Regions from separate parts of the Homo sapiens genome. Here regions 2 and 3 are each linked to region 1. Evidence: read pairs that join two places in POLR2A ChIA-PET (ENCODE). Cell type or tissue: HepG2. All regions are shown on one strand.

Region 1 (4,000 bases):
CAAGAAAGCATAACTGTACTGATAGAAAAATCACACAGAACTTCATCAAATGTAGTGCATTTGATGTTAACAACACTACATTTTACTTGTTTTACTAGCAGAACAATTCCAGGGCCTTGGTAAGGACAGAATTCATGTATGGTTAAGCATTCTCCTAACTTCTTGGAACCCGCAATGAGCAGAAGTCTGCCTTGGTTTCAAGATACTTTGAGCTAAAAGGCATTTTTCAGCCCTATGAGTCTATAAATAATGATTTTTCAAAAATTAGAATACAAGTAGAAAACGGTGTGGGAAGCCAGATTGGATTGAGGAAGTCCAGGTAATAACTCCAAATGCAAGACCATCAGCTGGGGAGAGGATACTGGATTGCGAGGTTGAAAGAGGAACTTGGTTGTATCTTTAGTAGGGGTCACACAGGGGTGCTGTGGGGTGGAAACACACATATGGCCTCCACCAACCCCCCCTTACAGCTCTCTACCTTCTTTAATCTCCTCTATTACAATTTCATCTGCAGTCCTTTTCTCCTCCCCCAAGTCAAAACAAGCTAGGAGAACAGTGACGGGTGTAAGCAAGAGACATTGATCTTGGACAGGGCATTCTGATGCAAGTATTGGTCCAACACTCTGGACCTCCTTACCCGATCACTACTGATTTAAAGCAGCTCCTGTGTGAAGAATCACATATGTAAGTGTGCTCAAAGGCAAGGTCCTAGAAACCCACACCTTTCAGGAGGTGACTGAGAGCTGCAAGCTCCTTCAGGTCTATGGACAACTATGAGACCCATTAGATTTTGCTTTTTTCTCCAAAAGAATTTACTTATCTCAATACCAGGTCTCATTCCCCAAACTTTGTAGTCCAACATTAAACCTTTCGACTAATTAACCATGCAACTCACCTCAAGCTAAAATAAAATCCAGGCTAATCTATGTGTCCTTCCTCCCCCTGAAGTGTGCACTTCTGGCAGTTTCTGCCAATTCAGGGCAGGAAGCACAACATAAGCCACTTGTCCTCAGGCTGTTTTCTTGCCACAGGATGGTCTACTCTGAACATCTCAGGGAACTGGGCCGTTTTGTGTTTAAAAGTTCCTTTCCACGGGCACTCTTTTATTTTCCAAAGCTGTCAGGTGTCATACTTTAAATCAAAATGGTGCTGGAAGCAATGGCTCATGCCTGTAATCCCAGCACTTTGGGAGGCTGAGGGAGGTGGATCACCCGAGGTCAGGAGTTCGAGACCAGCCTGGCCAACATGGTGAAACCCCATCTCTACTAAAAACACAAAAATTAGCTGGGCGAGGAGACATATGCCTGTAATCCCAGCTACTTGAGAGGCTGAGGCAGAGAATCTCTTGAACCCAGGGGGCAGAGGTTGCAGTGAGCTGAGATCATGCCATTGCACTCCAGCCTGGGCAACAAAAGTGAAACTCTGTCTCAAAAAAATAAAAATAAAAATGAAAACGTAAAAATAAATACATAAATCAAAAAGGTTGAGTAGGAATAAATACATAAATTTATACAGTGGGAAGGAACCTATGATATATGGCAAAACTCAAGAAAATGAAGAGAAGGGCCCCTTCAGCTCTTGGTGGCCTCTCTCCTGTCTGTAAAGACTGCACTCTTCAATGCTGAATTTTAGAAACACTTGCAAACAGTTGGGCAAGGCAGTATTTCGAAAGTCAGGTAAATACTCGGTGATGAAGAAAAAAGAGACACCCAGATTGATTTCCTGGTAATTATTAACAGGAAAATCATTCAATCTGTAACAACATCAAGTCAACTTACCATCATTTCTTCCGATTCTCCTGGAAGGCTTCTCTGTGAAAGGAAGTTAGACAATCATTCTTCAACTGTATGTCACTTATTACCTTGAGAGCCAAAACCGTTTTCTCAGTCAAAAAAGAAATTTTATTTTTCTTCAATACTGAGCTGTTATTCATTCACTGGAGTTGAGACATAAATATTGAATATTCTTGAAAACTATTTTCCCACTGGTGAGTTTCTCAATAAGTTTCTCAACCAGTTCTGGTGGCGTGTGTGTCATTCTTGGATATAATGCTAGAACAAGTAATTTTTAAATAAAAATATTCAACCAAATGCATCCTGGGTAGCGTATATCCCCTTGATGCTATTTGCTCTATTTTTTACTCAGTTGAATGGAGACTTTGATCCTCCATTCGGCCATGAGGCTGTGGGCATGCTGTTCCCACTGTTTGCAGTGCCCCTGCTAGGTTCCTCAACCCCCATATGGAGAACTCCTACTCACCCTTCAGATCTCAGCTCCAGCAGAATTCCTCCAGTGAAAATCTCTAACACCCCAAGACTAGGTCGGTTTCCTTTACTAAGTGTTTTTGCAGCAGCATATTCCTTCCTGCAGAGTGCTCACCTTGTTTCATAATGATTCATTCTATTTGAGGGATTATTTGACTAAAGTCTGTCTCTTCCTTTAAACTAAGCTACATAAAAGCAGGGATTTTCATGTATTTCCTCCACAGTGTAACCCCTGAGGCAAACACAGTGACTGGCACCTAGAAAATTCTATGCTTTTAACCACCATGCTAGGAGATTATCCATACACTTGACTGTCCTGAGGAAATGAACAAAGGCGATTCCCTTGCCTTTGAAAGTGAATGGCTTAAGGGTGGTGGGTGAACATGTAATGTTTGGTGAGCTGTTAATAATAGATCCAAGAAGTCGGGTGTTGGATATAAGCTCAGCTTGCCTGATTCGGGGTGAACTGAGGTTCTGTGCTGTGTGACATGGTGAGGTCAATGGTTGACCTCTTCTTGTAGACTTCTTGAATGCAATGCTCAATGACAAATTTTTCTCTCTTGTGGCTAAATAAATTGTGACATGAAGTCTTGCTTATTGGATTTTAATATTATTAGTCTACAAAAAAAAATCCTGGATTTTCAGAAAGTAAAAAATTCACACCCATACAAAATAAGACATTGATCAGCTTAGGGTTGCTGCTTCCGTAAATACCTCCTCTCTCAGCATGTGGGCTCCGTGGGGAAGAAGCCAAGCCCTTCCTGGTGTTCTGGAAAACTCACCCCCTTAATTAGAGGGTTTTGTCTATACTGCTGCTGGTGGCCGCCAGGATTGCAACTTCCAATGTGGCCAATTCTCCTTCTCAGGTGCCCTCAGAGTGACCAGAGGAAGGAGATTGTGAGGCTGCAAGGGGGAGTGTCTGTCATCGCTAAAATAAGAAAAGTCTTCCTAACAGGAAATCCTTCCGGCAAGGCAGGAAATAATTTCGGAATCTTAAGTTTTGAAGAAAACACATAGCCATGTATTCTTTTTTTTTTTTTTTTTTTTAAATGGAGTGGGGACAGCGTCTCCCTCTGTTGCCCAGGCTGGTGCAATCATAGCTCACTGCAGCCTCGAACTCTTGGGTTCAAGTGATCCTCCATCTCAGCTTCTCAAATAGCTGGGATTACAGGTGCATGCCAGCTAATATATATATTAGCTGGGTGGCAGAGGTAGAGCCTCACTATGTTACCCAGGCTGATCTGGAACTCCTGGCCTCAAGTGATCCTCCCTCCTTGGCCTCTGAAAATGCTGTGATTATAAGTGGGAGCCACTGTGCTGAGTCGTGTACTCTTTAAGGGACTAAATTGAGCATTATGGTGTGAAGGCTGCTGAGCAGTTGTGTGAGTTTCTCTTTTTATTTCACCTGGGTGATCTCTTCCACCAAGGTGTAAGAAGTCTGGACTCTTCTGTGCTAAAAAACAAACTCTTAAGAAAATCTAGCAGAAGGCATCTTAACACTTGTCTTCTTCTGCCATAATCTCTTTCACTTTTTTTCCCCCTTTTGGGAGTAAACCTTACTATACCTGATATCTCCGGTTCTCTGCCACCAATTGAAATTTGCCTGGGGCCAGTTCCACAAGATCTTCATAGTCTACAAACTTAAAAAAAATTAGGATTTTAACTTTTTTTTTTTTAATTATACTGTAAGTTCTGGGGTACATGTGCACAACGTGCAGATTTGTTACATAGGTATA
Region 2 (4,000 bases), 170 kb after region 1:
ACCTGTAATCCCAGCACTTTGGGAGGCAGAGGCAGGCAAATAGCTTGAGCCCAGGATTTCGAGACCAGCCTGGGCAACATAGTGGGACTCTGTCTCCATAAAAAATTTAAAAATTAGCCGGGTGTGGTGTTTTGCATCTGTAGTCCCAGCTGCTCGGGAGGCTGAGGCAGGAGGATCAATTGAGCCTGGGAGGTTGAGGCTACAGTGAGTTGTTATCATGCCACCGCACTCCAGCCTGGGTCATAGCGTCAGGAGTTTGAGATCAGCCTGAGCAACATGGCAAAATCCCATCTCTACTAAAAATACAAAAATAAGCTGGGTGTGGTGGTGTGCTCCTGCAGACCCAGACACTCGGGAGGCTGAGATGGAAGGATCTCTTGAGCCTGGAAGTTTGAGGCTGTAGTGAGCTGTGATCATACCACTGTAGTCCAGCCAGGGTGACACAGCAAGACCCTGTCTCAAAACAAAAAAAGTACTCAAGTTTCTGTTTTCTCTATCTGGGGAAAAAAATAACTCCAAGACGTGTTGTGAAGACCAAAGAACACAAGAGATATGAAAATAATTCCAAATATAGAGCACCCTCCAAACGTTAATGATTATTATATATTTTCATTACTGCCTAAGGAACCTGAAACTATTCAGTGGTCAAGAGAGCAGCTTCGAGAGTTGATCTGCTGAATTCTAGTGGGAGGACTTCAGGCCCTCCCTCCAAGGCGTTTGGCTGAAATTTTGAGAGAAACTGAAAACCTTGGCAGTTGGTCACTTTATATTAACTCAGGGAAATGGACGTACATCAGGAGTCTTAAGAGGAAAGGTAGGAACATAAAATCACCAGTTTCAGGAAGCTTCTGGGAACAGCTGTGGGCATGGCCAGGAGAATCTTTTCTCTAGTTTTTCTTTGTTAGCTTGCGACCCTACTTTTGTTTTTGTAAACCTCAATGGTCATGCTTAGCATAGACATCTTTCCCCCCACATCTAGGCTAGAACCTAAATAGAATTGCTCACCTTTCATTCAGACTCCGTTATAATAGGGGAAACCAAAACCAACAGCGGTGCTGCATCTTTGATCTTCAAGAAGATTCCATAAATAAACTGAGAAGAGCTATTCTAATTTCACAAGGATGTCTCCATAGGCATCTGGCAGAGTCTGCAGACTGGCTCACACAGTGTGTATTCCAGCCTCTCTCTGGGGCGCCTTCCTGTGCTGTAGAGGGTGGGAGGAATTTGTTAGAGTCCCATGCAACAGGGCACACACGTGATGGTGAATTTTATGCATTAACTTGGCTGGGCCACAGTGCCCTCATGTTTAGTCAAATACTATTCTGGATTTTTCCATAAGGGTGTTTGTTTTGGGATGAAATGAACATTTCAATCAGTGGGCTTTGAGTAAAGCAGATTGTCCTCTGTGAAGTGGGAGGGGCTCATCTCATCAGTTGAGGGCCTGAATAGAACAAAAGACTGACCTCCTCCAAGCAAGAAAGAATTCTGTCAGCAGACAACATTTGAACTGGAGCTCCACCATTAGCTCTCCTGGGTCTCTAGCCCGCAGACCCACCCTGCGGATTTTAGACTTGTCAAGCCTCCATTGCTGTGTGAGCAGCTTCCTTGTAATAAATCTCTCTCTCTCTCTCTCTCTCTCCACTCACACACACACACACACACACACACGCACATGCGCGTGTGTTGTTTCTCTGGAGAACTGGCATACAAGGCACCTAATACCTAATTCAGGTCACCTAAAATGGAATTGCCATTTCCCCATCAGGAACAATTGCTTGGGACTCGAATTCTGAACTGACCTGGGGAGGGGAAGTGGGATGAAGGGCAGCACTGAGCGGGTGTGCACGCAGCAGCAACAGTCACATGCAGGGCTGGCCTGCAGGCAGGCGGCTCTCCGGTGACGACAGAATCTCAGCTTCTTGGTGGCCCCTTTCTGCTGTGTGGCTTTGGGAGGCAGCCTGGAGTGTCTTCAATTTCTTCAGCACCCCCCGCCCCCGCAGTGATGCTGGGAGTCACTGAAAGCCGGTAATCAATCCTCCTCTGTGTAACTAGCCGGGGCAGACTCTGCTGTCTGCAAGTGAACCCTGACCAGCACAGCACATCGGTCATTTTAGCTCCTGAAGCTCCTATTGTCATCTGAGCGCAGGAGCCGAGGTGACCCAACAAAGAACCTTCTATGAAGGCCCACACTGTGAGAAATTAAGTGGAAGCTCTGAACGCACAGAAACTGCACAGCAGCGTCTCCTGTGATACGGAGGCTGAATCCCCCAGGCTGGATTTCCTCGGTCACTTCTCATACTCTCCACACTCCCCAGTAAGGAATCATCCTCACATGCCACCATACAGGAGGCTAATTTCACTCCCGACTGTACAGTGGCATCCCACAGTGGCATCCAAGACAAACATCATCAGGGACCTGGGCAAAGGGCAAGGGGACGAGCAGCTGCTACTCAAACGTGGGCTTTGCCCATCGCGAAGGACTCATAAGTGTGTTTCCATGGCGGGAAACGTGGCTTCTCTTTCTCTGGCTTCATCTCCTCCAAAGCTTAAAAAATTCAAGGCTTCTGGGTGGCTAGAGTTAATAATGACTTAATTTTACATTTTAAAATAATTAAAAAGATATAACTGGATTGTTTGTAACAAAATGGATAAATGCTTGAGGGGATGGAGACCCCATTCTCCACGATGTGATTATTACACGTTGCATGCCTGGATCGAAACATCTCATGTACCCCATAAATATATACACCTACTATGTATCCACAACATCAAAATAAAAAATTACAAAAATAAAAAAAATTTAGTAAGAAATACTAACATGAAAAGTTTTTCAGTAGTGTAGTGAAAAAATGTTACAGATGGTATATTTTAGATAACCTTTAAAAATGTGTAAATATGAATAGAAAAACTTATTGGAAGAACGTATACCAAAGTATTACTAGTAACTATCTCTGGAGGAAAAATTAATTTACTCATTTTATTCTTCTTTTCAGTATGTTCCTCAGTTAATAATTTGACTCTGAAGATAGAGAGAAGATGTTTATTTTAAAATGAATATGTATAATAATTCTATCACTGATTCTACTTGAAAGAAATGGGCTTTATAAATTTATTATATTGATCATCATTTGTGAAAACTATGAAAAGCTTCCATGAACCACTCTAAAACAAAGTGGGCATTTTAAAAAAATTCGAAGCTTTATATTGGTGGCCAGTCTGTAATGAGGACCCCATGTTATTAAATGAATTACTCTTTCCCCCATCAGTCTTTGGATAAAGAACAAGGGCGCCATCATTTCCAGGCAATGAAGACATCGTTTGTACCCTTGAGGAGAGAACACTCGACAAAGTGATAAGAATTTTAGGAGCCTACAAGACTGTCTTCTTCTACCATTTCACTCACTCTGCTGTTTTCATAGCTTCTTACCATAGAAAGATAAGGAACAAAACCCATATTATTTACTTGTGTGACACTGGAAGTGAGTTCCTTCCTGGGGCTATTGGTCTATTCCATAAACCGTGTTCTGAAGACCAGCCAGGCAATTCTAGACCTCTGGGATTGGTGTTGTCCCCTCAGAAAGGACGGGGGATTCCACAACACGGGGCTCTTCGCTTAGGTGTCCAGGCAGGCATGTGCTTCCGCTCTTACTCAGATACCACAAATCCCTGGGCGCTACAACCTCCGGCAAGACGTCCTTCCACGCGTCCTGCACTGCAGCTGGGGGATCGTTTCTAAATCCGAGCAGCACGTCACTGCTCCTTCCAGAATCATTCCTACCAGGCCTTCCATCGTTTGATTTCTGCCCCCTTTCTTTTCTAACCTTGCCCCAAACCATGCCTCTCCTCTTCCTTCTCATCCTTTTTGCTCCCATCCACCGTCTGGTTCTCAGTGGGGGTCGGGAAGGCGTCTCTCCGATCTGTGCAGACTCAGCCTCTCCTCCACCCTCAGATCCCAGGCTCATCGTCATCCCTGCCCTCCCCACTCTCGCAGGACTCACAG
Region 3 (4,000 bases), 170 kb after region 1:
TCATTTTCTCTTGCCGCCACCATGTATGAAATATCTTTCGCCTCCCACCATGATTCTGAGTCCTTCCCAGCTATGTGGAACTGTAAGTCCAATGAAACCTCTTTTTCTTCCCCGTCTTGGGCATGTCTTTATCAGCAATGTGAAAATGGACTAATACATCTGTTTTCTGTGATGCTGAGCCAAACGACTGCCTCTGATTGGGTCAAGTGCACACCCCCTTTCCAGGGTCTGCAGACGGCTTCCCGGGCATTTGTCTCCATCAGTCTTCTCAAAGGTGCAAGTGCTCGTGAGTCACCTGGAGAATGTGGTGCCAGGTCAATTCCGGTGTTGGGGGAGGGGCATGAGTCTCAGATCCTCTATTTCCAACACTCCCCCAAGGGAGGCCCACACAGATGCCTGTGGACTGTGCTTGGAGTAGCAAATGTCTAAATCTCTCTTCTCTATGAGCTCTAGCTGGTACAACTATGTCCGTCTGAAAATCAGGGCCGTGGACCTTTAACTAAAAAGACCAAAGAACCGAGACTGAAATGCTGTCCTAAAAATCTCTTTCCTAACATGCTCATAGGAGCGTGCCCCAGGGAAGATGAAGAAGAAGCTTAGGGCTGCCAAGCTTTCCTATTCAACTTGTTGAGACTTGGCCCCAAGAAATAAACCCCGCCAAAGCTCCCACGTGGAGGCAGGACTGGTAAAGTGGGGGGAGTCTCCACAGTTAGGCATTTGCCCAAAAAGACCAAGTGGCCAAAAAATAATGCACCACTACACTGATAGTTTGGGAGTTATCTGCTAAGTGTAAGTCCTTGTGCCAGACACACATTTATTTTGTTAATAACAGTAGAGAAATGGGGTAGTGCTCCAGGGTCTTAGAGTACACTTTTCTTCTGGGATCACAAAGTGCTTTAAAGATAATATCTTATCCCTATGCAAAAACAGCCATCTCTTCCCCTTGCCAGAGGAAAGATACTACCAAATGATGTCTTAATGATCACCTAAGCGTGATGGCAGAGTCACAGCCAATAACCAAGGCTCTAGACTCTCACTTCTGTGAGTGCTTATTGCTAAGTTCGCATTAGCAGGGAAAGAAAAGGTACTGGCATGTACTGAACCCCATTCACCAGGCACTTTGTCAGGTCCTTCTTACAGGGGATTGCATCAGAGTAAACAAGGGACCAGAATCAAACTACTAACTCAACCTACTGATATTCAAAGTAAATATTGATTACGGATATAGAAAGTCATTATTCCATATAGTATATTAGGAGAGTGGGGCATCACAGGCAAAACACCATCTTTGTGGTCACCAAAAAGTTGCTGGAAGATTAAGGGATTCTGAAATGGCACCCTTGACACTTTACTGGTATATGTCCACTACTGCAAACACTGAGATATTTGTTTTATGCTATTTAAACAGATACGTGCCACATACTTGTTAGGTAAGCACAAAGCCTGTTAATTAGGGGACATGAACATAAGCAGGAATGATAATGACGTCTGTCTTCAAGGAACCTACTGTTTGGTAGAAAGATAAGAAAGGCAAGTATATAATAATTTCATCATTTACCAGCTGGGGAAGTTGAAAAATGATATTTAGATATCCTCTCTGTTTTGGGAAGTAGGACGGATCATGGAAGCAGCCAGGAGGAATCAGCAAGGGAAGATGAGATGGGGTCGGTTTGGGGCAGAGGATGCCCCCTGCACACTGAGGAGTAGTACACCCACTCCAGCAGCCTGGCAAACCCAGCAGCACTCACTCACACTGACCCTGTCTCCCTAGAAGCCCCGTCTCTGCTGCAGGTGGAGTTTGCAGCCAGCAGGAGGATTCCCATCAGCCCTGTCAACGTTATCACCAGTTCTGAGTAAGGAGCAGTGGTGAACTTTGTTCCCTGGGTCACTGGAACTCCAGTAGAATTGCTGATTAAAATGGGCTGTCAGGCCACCCAGGGATTCCAGGCCACGCCTACCGCACTCCACTCATGCCAGAGGGGACCTTCTTTTCAATGACACATACAGGTCCCAGATGGTGGGTAGCCTACCACTGCCAAGAAGTAAAAAATCCCCAAAAACTCCACTTCAAATTAAGTTTCTGAATTCCTTGGTGTTCTTTTGTAGACAAAGTAGAGTAGAGACGTTTGCAAATCTCTTCCTGAACCCTTGAACCGTAAGAGTTAGCCCATGCGGGTCCACCAGTCATTACTCACCTCTCCTCCTACTCGCATTCCACCCCCTACAGCTCCTGGAATCTCCCGGAGGTGAGAATCCCTGAGGCCCAAACACTCAGAACACCCTGCAAACTCCCAAAGCCCCGCCGAAAAGACAGGGGGAAGGGGGCGTTCAGGACTTTCCCTTTCGGATCTTGGGCCTGCGCTCATGTACTGGCCTGGTCTTAGCCAGTTAAACTCTCACACGCAAAACCCAGAATTCCAATCCCAAAGGGTCCTTGATCCCTCTCCAGCCTGTCTCGCATCATGCAGGGCAAACTGTCCAAGCAGGCCTGCTTGGGATGTGGGCCGGCTGTGTTATGGAAACACTGCACGGGGCCATGGCAACAGCAACGGCAGCCCCATCCTCCCCTCCTGGGAGACGTGAGCCCAGATGCCTGCACACAGGACCAGCCGTCTGCACAGGCAACCTTATTCTAACAAGGAATGAGCCTACGTGGCCTTTGGACAGTGAATGACTCCACAGGTCCTAAGAGCCATACCTGTGGTTACAGTCGTGGGATACAAAGAAGGAAAGAGACATACTTGTTTCAGCTCCATTTTCCTCTGCATAGGATAGCTTTGCTTTTTGGATAAGGAAGAGAATTTATGTCAGGCTTTCACTCCTTTCTTTGTATGTGACACTATTGAGGCCTCCCCACCCATGCACCTACTGTTTGCACGCTGTTTGGTGATAAGCCATGGGGTTTTCTCCCAGGAAACCAACTGTCTCTGTCCTCAGGTAGTTTACCATCAGACGTGAAAAACACCAAATGAGGCTTCTTTTTGAACTTTAATCTTTGCTTTAAAAATATAAAGGGAGTGAAATGGTGCAACTAACACGCTACAGTAAATTTATTTTTCACCCAGTCAATCACATAGCTGTTATTTGTCAACTGATAATGGAAACAAAAGTCTGTTATCTGTGAATGGAGACCTGGTGGCCAGTGGCCGGTGGTATCAACTTGCATCTCTCCTAAACCTAACATCCTTCCAGGGTGCATTTTACTGTCGCAAATTGGTGAGGGCTTTAGACAATCAATACAAAGTAATCATAAGATTAAATTAATAGAACACAATTTGGAAAGGATGGCTTGGCATGAAGACAACATGTCATGTTCTAAACCAAAAAGTGGATTGTTCCCTTTTTGGATATGTAATATAATGGTTCCATTCCTCTACATTCTCTATCTCTCTCTCTTTTTTTTTTTTTTTTTTTTTTGAGACAGAGTCTCACTCTGTCACCCAGGCTGGAGAGCAGTAGTGCAATCTCAGCTCACTGCAACCTCTTCCTCCCAGGTACAAGCGATTCTCATGCCTCAGCCTCCCAAGTAGCTGGGATTATAGGTGCTCACTACCACGCCTGGCTAATTTTTTGTATTTTTAGCAGAGATGGGGTTTCGCCATGTTGGCCAGGCTGGTCTCGAACTCCTGACCTCAAGTGATCTTCCTGCCTCGGCCTCCCAAAGTGCTGGCATTACAGGCACCGGCCCCCTCTCCTTTTTATCTCCAGGGTGTCCACAGCTGCTGAGCACATCTTGAGATCTGCTTTGTGCTTCTAATCAAGGCACATTCTTTAAGTTTTTGGGGATGGAGGGAGGGTCCACTACCCCCTCTGCCAAGGGTGTTCCTGAAGCCAGCTGGGAGCAGGAATTGTAAGCAAGGAGATGGGAGGGGAACAAACACAGATTCTCTCCCCACTGGGCTGTGCAGATTAAGAGAGATACATAAACTCCAGTCCACTGGGAAAACAGCGTAAGTTCATAGAAATTGCCTATGACAAATCAGAGGCATTGCATTAGATG

Evidence for each region. ChIA-PET counts read pairs that join two places held together with the same protein. Peaks named below come from ENCODE experiments on the same cell type or tissue, not always from the same donor. Only the 100,000 strongest peaks of a DNase experiment are listed, where the experiment ranks them.
Region 2: POLR2A ChIA-PET joins it to region 1 with 11 read pairs; 2 of 35 experiments call an interaction of 5 or more read pairs at or near these places.
Region 3: POLR2A ChIA-PET joins it to region 1 with 13 read pairs; 2 of 35 experiments call an interaction of 5 or more read pairs at or near these places.

Annotation. Positions count from the first base shown.
Region 1 is chr10:7,705,012-7,709,011 of GRCh38, reverse strand. It overlaps ITIH2 (inter-alpha-trypsin inhibitor heavy chain 2), which reads right to left. Exons shown (of 21, transcript NM_002216.3): 2 at 3,830-3,904; 3 at 1,779-1,811. Among named protein-coding and RNA genes, the nearest start is that of ITIH2, 3.7 kb to the right of the region's middle. In HepG2, no CTCF peak of the experiment used is centred here; DNase peaks (open chromatin) are centred at 1,691, 2,111 and 3,101; H3K4me3 peaks cover 2,454 bases.
Region 2 is chr10:7,531,293-7,535,292 of GRCh38, reverse strand. LOC105376390 (a long non-coding RNA gene) reads right to left here and starts at 1,912. Exons shown (of 3, transcript NR_188188.1): 1 at 1,800-1,912; 2 at 1,006-1,204. In HepG2, no CTCF peak of the experiment used is centred here; a DNase peak (open chromatin) is centred at 2,102; H3K4me3 peaks cover 874 bases.
Region 3 is chr10:7,539,832-7,543,831 of GRCh38, reverse strand. It overlaps LOC105376391 (a long non-coding RNA gene), which reads right to left and starts at 2,433. Exons shown (of 2, transcript XR_930632.2): 1 at 2,196-2,433. RefSeq lists an enhancer at 1,484-2,343. In HepG2, a CTCF peak has its summit at 1,804; DNase peaks (open chromatin) are centred at 1,871, 2,201 and 2,511; H3K4me3 peaks cover 1,874 bases.